2 separate regions of the Homo sapiens genome follow, and region 1 is linked to region 2. Evidence: read pairs that join two places in POLR2A ChIA-PET (ENCODE). Cell type or tissue: OCI-LY7. All regions are shown on one strand.

Evidence for each region. Peaks named below come from ENCODE experiments on the same cell type or tissue, not always from the same donor. Only the 100,000 strongest peaks of a DNase experiment are listed, where the experiment ranks them.
Region 1: POLR2A ChIA-PET joins it to region 2 with 7 read pairs; 5 of 35 experiments call an interaction of 5 or more read pairs at or near these places.

What each region holds. Positions count from the first base shown.
Region 1 is chr4:176,322,499-176,330,498 of GRCh38, reverse strand. SPCS3 (signal peptidase complex subunit 3) reads right to left here. Exons shown (of 5, transcript NM_021928.4): 3 at 6,242-6,318; 4 at 3,222-3,337; 5 at 1-2,301. The coding sequence ends at 2,169. Among named protein-coding and RNA genes, the nearest start is that of SPCS3-AS1, 6.0 kb to the right of the region's middle. In OCI-LY7, no CTCF peak of the experiment used is centred here; no DNase peak of the experiment used is centred here; H3K4me3 peaks cover 1,578 bases.
Region 2 is chr4:176,049,429-176,057,428 of GRCh38, reverse strand. No RefSeq gene overlaps it. Among named protein-coding and RNA genes, the nearest start is that of WDR17, 12 kb to the left of the region's middle. In OCI-LY7, CTCF peaks have their summits at 2,073 and 2,278 (motif pointing right); DNase peaks (open chromatin) are centred at 2,308 and 4,568.

The DNA.
Region 1 (8,000 bases), 270 kb before region 2:
CCTCACCAAACTCCAAAAAAAGTGGGCTTGTCAAATAACTGTAATTCAAGTAAATTTCAACATTAATCTCTACCAGACTAACAGATCCACTCATCACAGAAGTATCATGAACTGTTAAACTGGTACCAGGTCTGGTTAAGACTGCAGGCTTATCGCACATGCCTTTAAAGAGGACACACCTGATTTTTAAGCTTTGACACCTGCACATTTTAAGTTTCCATGTCTAGTATTTGTACAAACTAAATGAGGTGAAATTTTCAGAGTGTAAAATCTAACAGAAATAAAGTAAATCAATATGAGTTATGTGTTAGACTTTCATTCGTTTTCCTGTCTTCATATTACTAACGTGCTTTTTTGTTCAATCTCTTTGCTGAACAGATAAATTTTATCAACTTGTGTGGTGTAAAAGGATGGCCATTAAAGTTAACTGGTCCAACTCTGTCATTTTACAGATAAAGAAACCAAGACCCTGAAAAGTTTAATGAAAAAGCTGGGAGCCAGGCAGTTTAGCATTCAGGTACCTTTGACCTTTCTGCTGGTTTGAAAAACCCATACCCACAGGCTTTTGCATGAACTATACAACTCCACACAACAGATGTTAAAATTAATGTAATTAAATAGTGATGTATTTCACATAAGGTAAATATAACAAATGTCTGTAATTTAAACTATTCTTAGAAAATATTAGCCCTTTTTGGTCACTGCTAATAGTGTAACTACAGTGTTTGGTCTTGCTTTTCTAAGGGTAACTGATTTGCAGTTGCTACTTTGAGGATGTTTATTTGTCCACTGCAGAAAAAAAAAACATGTTAAATACGATCATGTATTCAATCATGTATTATGTACTGAATTTCTAAGTTATTTTTACATACATGTAGATTTCCTTATGCTTTTAATATAAGTGAAATGAATTTATTCAGAGAATAAAATATTACCTCGATATAAGTTGTTGGCAGCTTGAAAATTAGTCACTTCCATATAAAATGGGAAACCTTTTCTAGAATAGAAAGGGTGTCCAGGGTAACAAAAATATCAGGAAGGTTTTAAGTAAAATTTGATTAGTCTGCAATCTGAGGTATAAGAGAAAGGATGAGCTCAGAAAATTAGAAGATCTGAGTTCAAGTTTTAATTCCACTCCTTGCTGGCTAGGTAACAATGAAGCAATTCAATAAACTTCTGGGTTTCAGTTTCTTATCTGCAAAGAGCTAACACTTATACTACTTACCTCATTAGATTATTGAGGATGACATACACTAAAGTATATGAGTGGTTTGTAAATGGAAAGCATACCACAATTATTATTATCCCAATAATTATTAAAATATAGACCTACAAAAAGTAGTAAATAATTCACTTAGTGACAGCAGGCATGCTCACTAGAAGAAACATAACTCAGAGGGTAAACCATGCAAACATTTTAACTTTCAATGGCAACGCTAAAAAAAAAAGTACAAAGCTATAAAGGAACGTTTTTAGAGAAAGCACTGAAGACACACATTTTGCTGACCTAAAAGATTTTAAAATGAATTAGAATAATTTACATCATATAAAGAGGTATTTAGTCTTTAAGTGGAGAAAGTTGCTAGTCACATGTAAGAAAAACAAGTATTATGGGCCTTCCTAAGACAAATGGAATAAATTCCATCACTTTTGGCTTTTTTATAAACCAGACTTCTAACAAATAACCATATTAATTTTCCAGTAATCAAACATATCCTAAAAGAGGAAAAAGAGAATGTCTACTTTTAAATCACATCCAATGTGAATTTGCGTGAATGCAAGGCATAAAATACAGTTATTATGACTCTACAGGCACCTGAAAGTTTTAACTACCTTTCATGCTTACTTTATATTCCATAAAGAATAATGGAAATACAGGGAATACTTCAAATATGTATTTTTTACAAATCTGTTTTATGTAGTTCTTATTCTTGTAAGATAATATTCCACTGTGGCAGCCTTGTTTTTTTGTTTTGTTCATAATATTAAGTAGCCCATTAACCTTTCCCTTTAAACAGGCCTTTTGATGTTAGTTCTTATACCAAAAAAAAAAAAAAAAAAACCCAAAACCAAAAAACAAACCAACAATACATGAAGATGTAAGGGAAGAGATTAATGAGATACAATTCATTAAGTATAAAAATATGTTGTTTCAAATTCAGAATAATTTAATAACTCTTCGTTATTTCATATGTATCTGGAAATGGGACAGATACGTGTCCTGATCCTGTCACAAGAGGTAGAATTCCAGCATTTGGTACGACGTTCCAAGACAGGGTCAAAGTGACATTCCTGTTTCCCCTATAAAAAGATATAATAAACACAAGTCATCAGAGACACTAGTAGTTCAAAAAAAATTTTAAGACAAACACTGAGATGTCAAATACTTTATTTATAACCATCTATTCCTAACAGAAATCCTAATATGTTAATCTGCAAAAAGAACTATTTTCTCATGTCACTTAAAATCCAAGGACAATGCTAGAAGACAGGGGCACTACATTTACTGATATCCCAGGATGACCCATCTAAACTCACAGCTGCAGTTAGAACCATCAACCGAAAAGTTTAAATGATTAAAACAGTAAATGTAAAAAGAGACGAGCTAAGAATCAGAGCAATGATTTGAAGCCTAACTCTGTCAATTATCTAGATGGACAAACCTTAACAAAATTCTCATGTTCTGAAATTTTCATTGCAAATACAGACGTTTGGCTTGGTCGAAATAGCTTTCTTCTAAAATTATTTCCAATGTTTACCACTAGAGTCTAAGAGGTAAAAATAACCTGAGAGATCAATCACACTGACTAAAATGAGCTTTAGAGAAGTCACGTTTGGAGAACCAATACTACTTCTTTTAACTATTATCAACTCCTAGACCCAACATGCTGCTTCTAAGGTTTCCCGACTCACGCTCAGAAAGGAGCCCTTTGATTTGACCACCACAGCCCTACCGCATCTGAACAAGCCCGTATTCCTTGTACACGCTTAGGATAGAAGCTTTATTAGTTTGACTATGACATTTCAGAAACTGCAAGAGAATTGCTTATCTTAGATCTCACTTTGCATTTCCACCCAATCTTTCAGTTCAGATATGCATAAATACTTCTTTCCCAATTTTTCTCCTTTTACTCTCAAGTATTTTTCTTTAAAATAAAAATACATCTTTCTCTCTTTTTCACCTCTTATTAAATGTAAAAAAATGACCAAGAATTGCTCACTTGAGACCATTTCCATCGTCAAAGAAAAAATATTTTGTTTTCATATCTTTCAGCAGCAGCTTCGGATTATCACCTCTCAAAACAATCTTGTCCCATAGGACAACTTGGTTCAGAGCCTATATTAAAATGAAAATTAATTAGATAACTCATCAGAAATACCATCTTATCACTTCAAATTAAAAGTATTAGTAAGCAAATAGTTTGACATGTTAATGAATTCAACTTGAGGAGCTTGCTGAAATCTTAATGCATACAAATGATAGCAAAGAGAGAGATACAAAAAAGGGGCAAACTTTTCTCAGAGAGAAGAATGACAATTCCCTGAAGGAGTTCATTCCTTCTGCTAACTCAACTGTATTACTTAGTGCCTTCATAACTTAATGCAAGGTTTTTGATCTATAAGATCTCCAAAAAGTGAGGCCTTTGGAGGAACAGATGAATTAAATCCCTAGAAGGGAAGTATTCTTTTAAATCACTTTTCCCTATAAAATTTCTAAGACCCTCCAGCTCAGCATGGATCCTAAATGGTGCCAGGAAAACAGACAAGAGCCAATCCCTGTTCCATCACACTGCTAATACAGGTTACTGCTGATTAATTATGTCATGAAAATTTATAAGAAATCTTCTCCAAGATTTCTTTACAAAAGCTTTAAGAAATCACTAAAGAAATGAAGCCTTTTAAAGATCTTTTTTCCCTTTAATTAAGAAAATACATGCATTGTTGTCTCATCAAGGCAAAATTCTAGAGGTCAGACAATTCTTTTAAGCTACTCTTTCAACATATTACAAATAAGTTCCATTTAGAAAATTAAAAGTATGAAATGGAAATAAAAAAAATTTGTGGCCACTACTAAATCCCAAGGAATTTGCTCTTATTAAGTTAGCATCTATTCGCTTTTAAGGCCAATTACTCAGTATATGATGACTACATTAACTAAAAAGAAATGTAGAGCAGTTATTTCTTCCTTTTTTTTTTGGAGATAGAGTCTTGCTCTGTCAACCAGGGTGGAGTACAATGGCACAATCTCAGCTCACTGCAACCTCCACCTCCCAGGTTCATGCGATTCTCCTGCCTCAGCCTCCCAAGTAGCTAGGATTACAGGCGCGCACCACTACGCCTGGCTAATTTTTTGTATTTTTAGCAGAGATGGGGTTTCACCATGTTGGCCAGGCTGGTCTGGAACTCCTGACCTCAGGTGGTCCACCTGCCTCAGCCTCCCAAAGTGCTGGGATTACAGGTGTGAGCCACTGTGCCCGGCCTGAACTAGTTTTTTAAATCACAAATTATAATTCATAATAAGTTTTATAATTAAAAGCTATTAAACCATTATATCAAAACCTATTAAAACTATTAGTTTATGATTGAAAGTTATTAGCATGGTGGTGGGTGCCTGTAATCCCAGCTACTTGGGGGGCTGAGGCAGGGGAATCACTTGAACCCAGGATGTGGAGGTTGCAGTGAGCCGAGATCATACTACTGTACTCCAGCCTGGACAACAAGAGTAAAACTCCGTGTTAAAAATAAATAAATAAAAACAACAACAACAACAAAAAACCAGTTCAAGTACTCAGATACTCAGATTAATGAATCCCATGCAACCCTAAAACAAAGGCAAATTGTTCTCAATAGGTAAGGATATTAATTAATTGTAGCTATATGGCTTAATGTAGACTACCAAAAACACCTTGCACCATGTTCTTTTTTTTTTTTTTTTTAAAGAAAGGTATCTGGTACTAAGATGGATTTTAAAATAATCTCAGAAGGTTTGAAAATTATTAACAATCTTTACAGCTTTTGATTATATATAGTCATAATGAGAATTATAATCACAGGTCTCAAATTTTGTTGATTCAAGTAGGTCACCATGCAGCTCTCTAATTGCAGCTGTGGAGAGAGAATATTTTAGCTTAAAGAGTAAACAACGGCCGGGCGCGGTGGCTTATGCCTGTAATCCTAGCACTTTGGGAGGACGAGGCATGCGGATGACCTGAGGTTAGGAGTTCGAGACCAGCCTAGCCAACATGGTGAAACCGTCTCTACTAAAAATACAAAAATTAGCTGGGAATGGTGGCAGGCGCCTGTAATCCCAGCTACTCAGGAGGCTGAGGCAGGAGAACTGCTTGAATCTAGGAGGCAAAGCTTGCAGTGAGCTGAGATTGACGGCGCTACTGTACTCCAGCCCGGGCTACAAGCACGAGACTCTGTCTTAAAAAAAAAAAAAAAAGTAAAAAAAAAAAGGAAACAGCTGAGTGGTGGCAATACTACCGGCTACCCACTCCATTTCCTAGTTGATAGTTCAGCAATATCTTTCTGATCTTACTATTGTTAATTAATATCATTGACAGTGTCTCAGCCAAGTTATCAGATCTATCTAGGTTGTCTTTGTGTTTTTTTAATCCTTCAGTGTGACACAGCAGCTCAGAAGAGGAATACAAGTATGAGCTCCACCATTTTCCTACTGTTTACATATGCATGGATTATTAGCATTATCTTCAATCTGTGATTTCTTTGCAGAAATCTTTTTAAGCCACTTTTCCATTTTGAAAGGATTGGCTAAAATTTTATAATATAATCCACTTATGTATTGCATATACTGCAATATTTTACAACATGCTGAAAGCAAATGAATAAATACTAGGTAGCATGGTGAACTTCTTGACCTACAGAATTCCTCCTTTCCTCCAGAATATCTGCATATTGTAGAAGGCATGTGCCCATCTATCTGACTTAAGGGCTGAATATGAACATTAACGTCTGTTCATATAGCAAGTCTCCATTCTGGAGACCCCAATGCTAGAGAGCTAAATAGAACAAACAGAAAACAAACAAACAAACAACAACAACAACAAAAAGGCTCCCAAAAGATCAAATGTTTTCATAACACAGCTACCTCCACTGGCTTGTGATGTTTTGCTAGGTAACTCAGGTCAGATATTTTAAATATATAAAAATGTGTATTCTTTCGTAAAGAGTAAGACTTTAAATAGCTATTAAAATACTTCTAATTAGATATACTTACATTATTTTTTGTTGAATATTCTGCTGATAAATAAAGAAACAACTGCTTAACATTCCAATCAAATATATTCTCTAGATGTAAGTAAATTAAGGAAAATATAAATTTATGAGCAGTATATCACTTTTAAATAGATCTTAATTATTCTTAGGTTATTTATCCATAACAGTAATACTAAAGTAGAAAAGAGGCGGCCCAGAAACATAATGTGCCACTAATTTAATAAAAATATGCAGAAGATAAATACATTGTGAAATCCAGCTTATTCCAAAACAAAAAAATGTCAGTATGAGATTACTGGCATCCTCCCATACTCCTCCAAGGATTACTAGCTGAGATACTTTGACTAGTAAGAAAAGAACAAATCCAAAATTTGGTTTTCTGTAACATCAACTAAGTTAAAAAAAAAAAAAAGAGGACTCGATATTTCAAGCAAATACAATTCCACTGGAGCTCTAAAGTATAAACAATCACCACCATTTAAATTTAACAATATGCAAACATAAACAAGGCTCAATAATTAACCAAGTATAATAAATTGTACATGTCACTTTTGGTCACATGCAAGTAGACATTAAAATGTCTCTCAAAGATGCAAATGACACCAATGTGGCTCAATTCAGTCTCCCAAAGAGGACAAGAACTTCACCAGAATTAACAAGACTGGTGCCAATACCAAGAAATAAGCGGAGTTAATATTTGGATTTTTAAGTATTATGTTAATTGTTAAGTTAACTCATTTTACTATATGAGTTTCCACACTGGTAGTAACACATTTGTTACATTCCATTATTAATTATGTGTAACCACTAAGAATCACTCCTTTAGAACTAAGTCTAGGACTGCTGTTTACAAGAACAGCAACAATTTCAAGTAGTAGTAGCAGCAGCATTAAGAAAATCTGAAGAAACTACAAATAATGAGATTGGTAATATATAAATACCATAGATACCAGGAAATTTCACTATAATTCTCTGGATACACAAAATTACTACCCTCACAGTAGACCTAAATTCCCTTAAGCAGATTTTTAAAAATTACACAAAGACTTAAAAATACACATGAAATTCAGCATAAGACTCTTCCGATGGTACACTCTATTTCCTAAAAAGGTACCTACAGAACTAATTCTTAGCCTATTTCTAAATCCAATAATTACCAAAACTTAAGCTAAAAGTAAATTTCATGGTCATAGAAAGGCAAATTAGATAAATTCCCCAAGTATATGATCAGCTTTAACTGTTCAGACAGGTACTTTCACACAAGTTCAGATCGTTCAATCTCCACAACCATTTAAATCACGGGGTATTAAAAAGGCAGATGAAATCAGGCTAGAAATGGCAGAGAACATTGCCAAGATATTAACCTAAGAAAGACCCTAAAAAAGACTAGCCTGGCCAAAATGATCAGAGTTGTCAAAAGATAGAAACTCAATCTCAAGAGAAAATATTTAAATATCACCACCAAAGAAACTCTTATAATTGTTAATATTTTCTGACTTTTATAAAAGTCCTTATAAAAAGAGTTATGACGGCAAAAAGCAACCACAGGTTACCAATAATTTTGATATGACCTTTTCAAATCATAACACACGTAATTCACTTTTTAAACATATGTTTCTCTCTGCTATAATAAAATATGGATATATTATTTGAAATTGTACATGAAATATTCACAGGCAGGCTGAGCATTGGTAATATTTTTCCTTCTTATCCAAATGATCTAATTTTATTTTTTCTTTCTAAAATACAGATTCAAACTT
Region 2 (8,000 bases):
TTTTTCTTAGGGGAATGAAAGAGAAATAAGAAAGCAGCTCACCCAAATTTGCTTCTGGAGAAATTAATATTGAAATGTAAAAAAAAATTCTCAAAAGGACAGTGTGGCCTCAGTACCTAAGTAAATAAGCAAGTAATTCAATAAATGTCTAATATTTGCCACTCAGATAAATTGCTTTGTTAAATGAATGTTAAAAATGTTAACCTTCTGTTTGATAAATTAATGCTAAGGAGATGATTATATTTAGGTTTTCAAACCTCTACATTAAATAATAATTTATTTTAAAGTTGAAATATAGAGGGAGATCATGAGGAAAGATCCTTAGGGATTAATTTATAAGTATTCTCTAACTCTTTCATTGCTAGAGCATTTTAGTATGGCCGTTTTAGTTACATAAAGGGACTTGTCTCTCCAGTTCATGAAAACATGGTTAAATTTTGAGAGATTTCTTTTTCAATCAATATGTCATTTCCCCAGTTAGAAGCATTTTACACATATATGAGGGAATCAAGCAGATGTTATAAGCAGTTCAAATGAAAATTCCAAACCTCACAAATCTGTATGTCATGTAAATGAATATTTGTATTTATTTATTTATTTATTTATTTATTTATTTATTTATTTATTGAGATGGAGTCTCACTCTGTCGCCCAGGCCGCAGTGCAGTGGCGCAATCTTGGCTCACTGCAACCTCCGCCTCTCGGGTTCAAGGGATTCTCCTGCCTCCGCCTCCCGTGTAGGTGGGACTACAGGCACCCGCCACCACGCCCCGCCAATTTTTTTTGTATTTTGAATGGAGAGGGGGTTTCACCGTGTTAGCCACGATGGTCTCGATCTCCTGACCTCATGATCCGCCTGCCTCGGCCTCCCAAAGTGCTGCGATTACAGGCGTGAGCCACCGCTCCTGGCCATAAATGAATATTTAAATGAATTTCAAATGAAGGCAAAAACTGTTTTGGGAGAAGGGGATAAGTCAGTTAAGTCTTTACCACACAGGAAAAATTTTATGTTATCTATCAGATCTACAATTTTAAAAAGGCAAAACAGCTAAAGATCATGTACAGGGCTAGAATCACACAGCAGAAGGGTGCGCCATAGTCAGTGCATAGAATTCCATGTCTTTTCAACACGTTATGTTGGCGATGTTTGGGTAGCTAGCTCTGAATATAGAGCATACTCATTGAGTCGGCAAATATGTAGACTTTAGATTTAATTGACTTGATTTTTAACCAACATCACATATAGGTTTACTACATGTAGGGAAATAAAAAGATAATCTTAGGGTATAAGGAGACTGACATGGTTTTCAAGGCTTGGCTTAAAATAGCACATTGGCATGATAATAAACTACAATCATCTTACAGTCTCATAGTTATCAAGATATTAAAAGAGGATTTTAGGGCTGGCTGGCACTGTGGCTCACACCTGTAATCCCAGCACTTTGGGAGGCTGAGGAAGGCAGATAACGAGGTCAGGAGTTCGAGACCATCCTGGCCAACATGGTGAAACCTCGTCTCTACTAAAAATACAAAAAGTTAGCCGGGCATGGTGGCAGGTGCCTGTAATTCCAGCTACTCGGGAGGCTGAGGCAGGAGAATCGCTTGAACTCTGGAGCTGGAGCTTGCAGTGAGATTGCATCACTGCACTCCAGCCTGGGTGACAGCAACACTCCATCTCAAAAAAAAAAAAAAAGAGGATTTTAGAGACAGGTTCTTGCTCTGTCACCCAGGTTGGAGTGCAGTGATGCAGTCATAGCTCACTGTAGCTTCAATCACCTAGGCTCAAAGGATCCTCCTGCCTCAGTCTCTCGAGTAGCGAGGACTACAGGCACACAATACCACATCTGGCTGTTTTTTTCTTTTGTTAGAGACAGGATCTTGCTATGCTGCCCAGGCTGGTCTGGAACTCTTGTCTACTAGCGGTTCTCCCACCTCAGCCTCCTGAGCTGGGATTACAGATATCAGGTACTGCACCTGGCCCTAAAATCTCTATTGTCAAATTTATAGTGGTACCTAGCTGAGAGTTTGTTGTTGTTGTTGTTGTTGGAGAGAGGCAGGGAGCAGAGAGGACTATAATGTGATGTTCTCTATATAATGGGAAAGATAATAACCTTAATATAAAATATTGGGATAATTACTTGCTTCGTTATGATATAAAAATAGAAGTTTAAAAATAAGGTTTCTGATATTATCTGAAATAGTGTATAGACTTCTTAGCATTACAATCCTAACTTATCCAATGATTTTGAAGTAACAAACAAATTTCAACTGCCACTAGATGACACTATTTCATCCTTAGAGTAAATGTAGAAGTTGATTTCTCTTCTGTTGGTGGCTGTGAAGGAAATGCAAGTTCTGTCAGGCCAGGCTTGATTCGGAGCCCCTTGATTTGATCCATTTGCTCACTCATAAAGCTCCATTCATACCCACAGTTACAACCTGTTGCTTTTCCAAATCCCAAATGCTGTAGTGATTATGACAGCTATGATTCCACCTCGCTATTAGGAGACAAACCAATGAAACAAAAGCATTAGTCTTCCTCTCTTCCAGAGATCACCTTGCCTGGTGCTGCACCTGTTTGTAAACCAGTGGCTTGGACTTATGTCTCTGCTGGACTGTCTCCCCAGAAATTCTCCTACCATTACTTGCCATTCTACTGAGGCCACCGCCTAGAATGTATGGGCATGGTCTCCCTGGTGGAACATTGCTCCTTCTCTGAAAGTAGTAGTGGGAGATTGAATATGAAGCAGTCATAGCTTTTTTGACCCTTTATACTTTACACCTGCACCATTCAATGCTGAAGGGAACATCAAACTTTCTGAAGGATTGGTGAAACAAAGGATCTATAAGGTAGGAGGGAAGCAACTTTGAACTGCATATTTAATATGCTTTCAGTTATCATCCCAAGGCAAACCACCCATGAACTTAAAAGTTTTAGAAGGTTGGGGATTTGCTTGATGGTTACCTAACTTTGATACTGTTTCCTTAGTAATAGCTACTTCATAAAATTGCTTCTTTCCAAATTCTGCCATTAGACTCTCCACCCACTATCCAGAGAGTCTACCCCTTATGCACAAAGGTTATTTTCATCCATCCTCCTGTTGCCTTAAATTAGAAATACCATTCTAAAATACCACTTCTTTTGGGTACAAGTGCAGAGGTGGGAAGAAAGAGTAAAAGGAGAGGCTGGAATGGCAGTCAGTGTGTTAGAGTGGACTTCTGGCATTCTAAGTGTTCTATAATGATGTCAGCCAGAAATAAGCAATCGGGTCTGATCTCTCTAATGTTTCCCAGTACAGCCACTTGCAGGCATACTCTTTTCCTCATATTATCAAATGGATAACTGAGAAATTAACATGGACTTACAACATACATCTGCGTATTTGGAAGATATGTGCATACCTCTAACAATGGAGGACAATTAGCAGAGTCAGCAGAATGTAAATAGAGCTTGCAAACTGGTCAGGCCATTTCTGAACAACATTTATGTTATGTTTGGCTTAAAGCCTACACAATCTGTTTCACAAGGAGCCAACATTTAAAAATCAGGAGATTTCACCATAAAACTTCATTATTCCAGCTTTTCCATACTAACCAGGAGCCCTGGAAATATGGGACCTTATCCCAATGCAAGTAATTAGCTAGAGGTGAGTAGTCATTGACTCTCTAGATGCGGCAGATGATCCTCTTTGACAGTCACTGTTTCTCTCTTTCTTTCTTCATTTTTTTTTTCTTATGAGACAGAGTCTCACTCTGTGGCCCAAGCTGGAGTGCAGTGGCACAGTCTCAGCTCACTGCAACTTTTGCCTCTGGGGCTCAAGCAACTCTCCTGCCTCAGCCTTCCAAGTAGCTGGGGCTACAGGTGCGCACCATCACACCTGGTTATTTTATTTTATCTTATCTTATTTTATTTTATTTTGTACTTTTAGTAGTGACGGGGTTTCACCATGTTGCTCTGGGTGGTCTCAAACTCCTGAGCTCAGGCAATCCACCTGCCTCGGCCTCCCAAAATGCTGGGATTACAGGCGTGAAGCACTGCGCCCAGCTTCTCTCTTGCTTTTTACATTCTACTACCTTAGCCTGTTGACAATAGTTGCTTGACAACTGTAGATATTTAGGTTTGCAAACCCTGATCTAAACTGTTAAGGAGAAAAAAGGAACATTTTTCCAAATTGGAAGGCCTCTTCTCTCACAATCCCAATAGAGTTGTACTTCACATTGTATATTTTGTAAAGCAGTATTGGCTCTTTTCTTTTATTCCCCCCACCCCCACCCTTCTCATTCCTACAAACTGGACCTCTGTTTCAGTTTTTACGTGATGCTTTGACAGAATGGGTTGATGTCATAGCACCGTTGCCATGTGACTATTCCAGCCATTGTCAGGAGTGACCATTTCCTTAAGTCATTGACTTTGGACATCTTTTCCCCGCCACTTGTCACGTGACTATTACCAACGTCTTTTCACAATAAAATGAAACATAAGGCCACTGCTTAGCACTTCTGATGTATTTCTGAAGGTTATTCTCTTAGCTACATGCACATCCTGTGAATATCAAAGCAAAAGTGAAAAGGGGAAGTTTTATGGCTGTGTGGTTTTACAGCCATACATCTCTGTGATCTTGGATAAGTTAGCAAGCTTTCTAAATGACGTCTTCTCATCTACAAAGTGGTACATTACATCTTACTTATACTTGGATTCAGAAATAAATGGACTTTTAGAAAACTGGCCCACTGCAGGAAGAACTTCTTGAGAAACATTCTGAGGAAGGAAAGTTCAAGCCCACAGCCTTGGCCTAATTGTAAAGTTGTTTGTTAATCAGGAGAAATGACTATAATTACGGGATTTGGAAGTAATTTGAGTGTCTGTTGCACTCATGGAAATAGAATTCAAAGAAGAGAGAAAAACAAGTAAAACCTATGATATGGCTAATTAATAGCCCTGTAAAACTTGTGGGCCCTGCCTGCTTTGCAATCCGTATACTACATAGAGCAAAGCAATATCCTCATTTCTGGTGAGAACGCAAGACAGCAATCCATATGGAGGACATTAACACACTCATAGTGTTAACATCCTTCAGCTCAGCATGATTGCTTTTGCACAAAGAGGCCAATTAATCTCAGCCAGGCTTTGGCACGATGTAGCTTCGGCCTTAGGTGCTACTAAGGAGAGAAACATCAGTGGGTTATCTTACTGTAGCATTGCTGGTGGCTCCAGCAGCAACCAACATTATTGGAGGCTGAAGCCAGAGAATGAGAAAAGGAAAAAAGTAAAAGCCAAGTGATAGCTGAGAAGAGTATATTTAATAGTTCCAATGAGACTACGCAAGACCATAGGTAGGCCTGTCCCCTCTTGGAACCTCTCAGGAAAGCCATTTCTTCATGCCAAGTGTGCAGAGTTGCAGGCAAGCTGTACTGAGTACCAGTATATTGTTGAGTACAAAAGTAAACACAAAAGTAAAAGCTCAGGAATCTGGTCTTCTCTTTATTCGATTTCATCACCAACACCTTGATGGTTGTGCTGGTATTTATACAGTTTTCTTTGTTCCGTTAGACCACCGTTCTCATCCTTTGTAGTTTTATGACTCTCCTTTTGCAACATTAAGACTGACGTGCCTTTGGCTTTGTAAGGTATCGGAGATGATAACTACTGCCATTTGGCTTTTCATCCAACTTTAGAAAACTTCTCAAGTATCACAGAGTTTAGTCTTATCTCATATTTGGAAGAACAAAAAGATTGATGAGATTGTTTTGGCCTTAAGAAATTTGAAATGAATAGTAATATTCAAAACTCATTCCTTTTTTGTGGGGAAGGTTGGTCTACGTTATAGAATATAAAAAGGAGATGCAACAGAAACTTCTATTCCCTTTGTTGACTGGCAAAATAGGGGCAAAATCAGAAGGATATGAGGTAGACCCTTTAAGAAGGGGCTAGTAGAAAACGTTTCAGTTCTCTGTGATGTGCTTCGAGATGACTGGTTAACACATTAGCATTGCTGTTCTGCAATAGCTGTAGCCATTGTCAGGAGTGACTATCTCTTTAGTCACCAGCTATTTTTTTGGATTACACCAAATAAAAGAAAATCTATTTCCTGTATTGATTATTCTGAAAACCATCTCAAGGAACTGATATAGGAAGGTATTCATGTTCTCCCACAATAATCGGTAGAAACTTTAAAGTAAAAGAGCTGGAAAACCTGGCTTTGTAAAATTATATAATAATAATGAAAAATATAGTGGAAAAAAACTCCAGAGTAACCTCTTGCTTATTTTAAATATGTCAAGCAAAATACATTGTTTCTAATCTGTACTGACTTCATACTGTCATATTCATTCTTTCATTCTTCATTTCACGAACCTCTTTCGATGAGTGACTCTGTGATATAGGCCTATGCTTGGTTCTGGGATAATAATCTCAGAAAGGCTAATTTTCTGGGTTTAAGAATGTCACAGTCTAATGGAAACCCTGAAAAACAACTCTAATAAAATGTGATAAGTGTTATAATAGAGTGAGTTTGCAGAGTTTCAGAAATGGAGGGGGACTAGGGGAGTCAGGGATATCGTCACAGAGAGAAGTCTATTCAAGCTGTGGTTGGAAAAATTGTTAGGAATTCATCAAACAGGCAAGGGTACAAGAGTATTCCAAACCCAGGTAATAACATGGCTAAATTATGACCATAATTTAGGGCATGATATGGTCAGGGTCCATGAGGGTAGCAAGGAAATAATCCTGTTTTTAAAAACCAATATCTACGTTTCCAACAAATAGTCCTAGAGTGATCTCCATCTTCCTTTGATGCATCTTTTTTCCAGTTGAAATTATACATTTTTTTTTTTGAGACAGAGTCTCGCTTTGTCATCCAGGCTGGAGTGCAGTAGCTCGATTGTGGCTCACTGCAAACTCCGCACCCAGGTTCAAGCAACTCTCCTGCCTCAGCCTCCCACGTAGCTGGGATTGCAGGTGCCTGCCATCACTCCCGGCTAATTTTTGTATTTTTAGTAGATATGGGGTTTCACCATGTAGGTCAGGCTGGTCTCAAACTCCTGACCTCAAGCAATCCACCTGCCTCAGCCTCCCAAAGTGTTGGGACTACAGTTATGAGCCACTGCATCCAGCTGAAATTATACGTTATAATGATTTGTAAATGATTACTACATGTCCAATTATTTCCTTTTAATTCTGTTTACAAATGAATATCACTATCTTTGTATCATTTGTCTAGTTTTCTTTTCTATTAATAAACTGAATTAAAACTTCTTATGTCATTTTGCATCATTGTAAATATTATATTCCTGCAAATCTTTGTGTACCTGTGTCTACAGGCACAAATGCTTTAATGCAATCATTTTTTAAAATGGCATCCAAGTGGTTTTTAATAGCTAAAGCAGCTTTGAAACCAGAGTGTATATTGTGGAAGTTTCAACTTTATAATAGAAATTCATGAGAATTTCACATTCTACACCATAAAATATATCCATAAGTTTAATACAAAATACATTTTCAATAAAAATGCTTATTATTTAGCAAATTTGATGTGTCCCGAAGATGCTTCTTGTTAATTTTTGGAGTCTTGAATATATACCTAGGGTGACTCACCAGAATGGTTTGCCTAGAACTTCAGAGTTTTCTAAGATACAGAATTATCAGTGCTAAAACCAGAACTGCTCTGGCCAAATTGGCTCAGTTAGTTGACTTTCATGTGACTTTGAGAAGCATAGACTAAGGACAGGGCTTAACCATGTCTCACAGTGGTGAGCTGATTCTTGCCTAGCATCCCTTCCCTCCTATTATGGAAATTGTGTCCTGCTTTTTTGTTTGTGATCCTCCTCTTTCACTTCAGTATGGATGCATGAGTTCATTTGTCCTACCAGAGTGTCCTGACCTCTCCTCATACCATGAAGAGTCACAGACCTTGTTAATAAGAGCTCCTTATTTCTTGAACACAGAGATTGCTACAAACAGGGTCAGAGGTTCCAGGAAAGACTAACAGATATTTAGATACC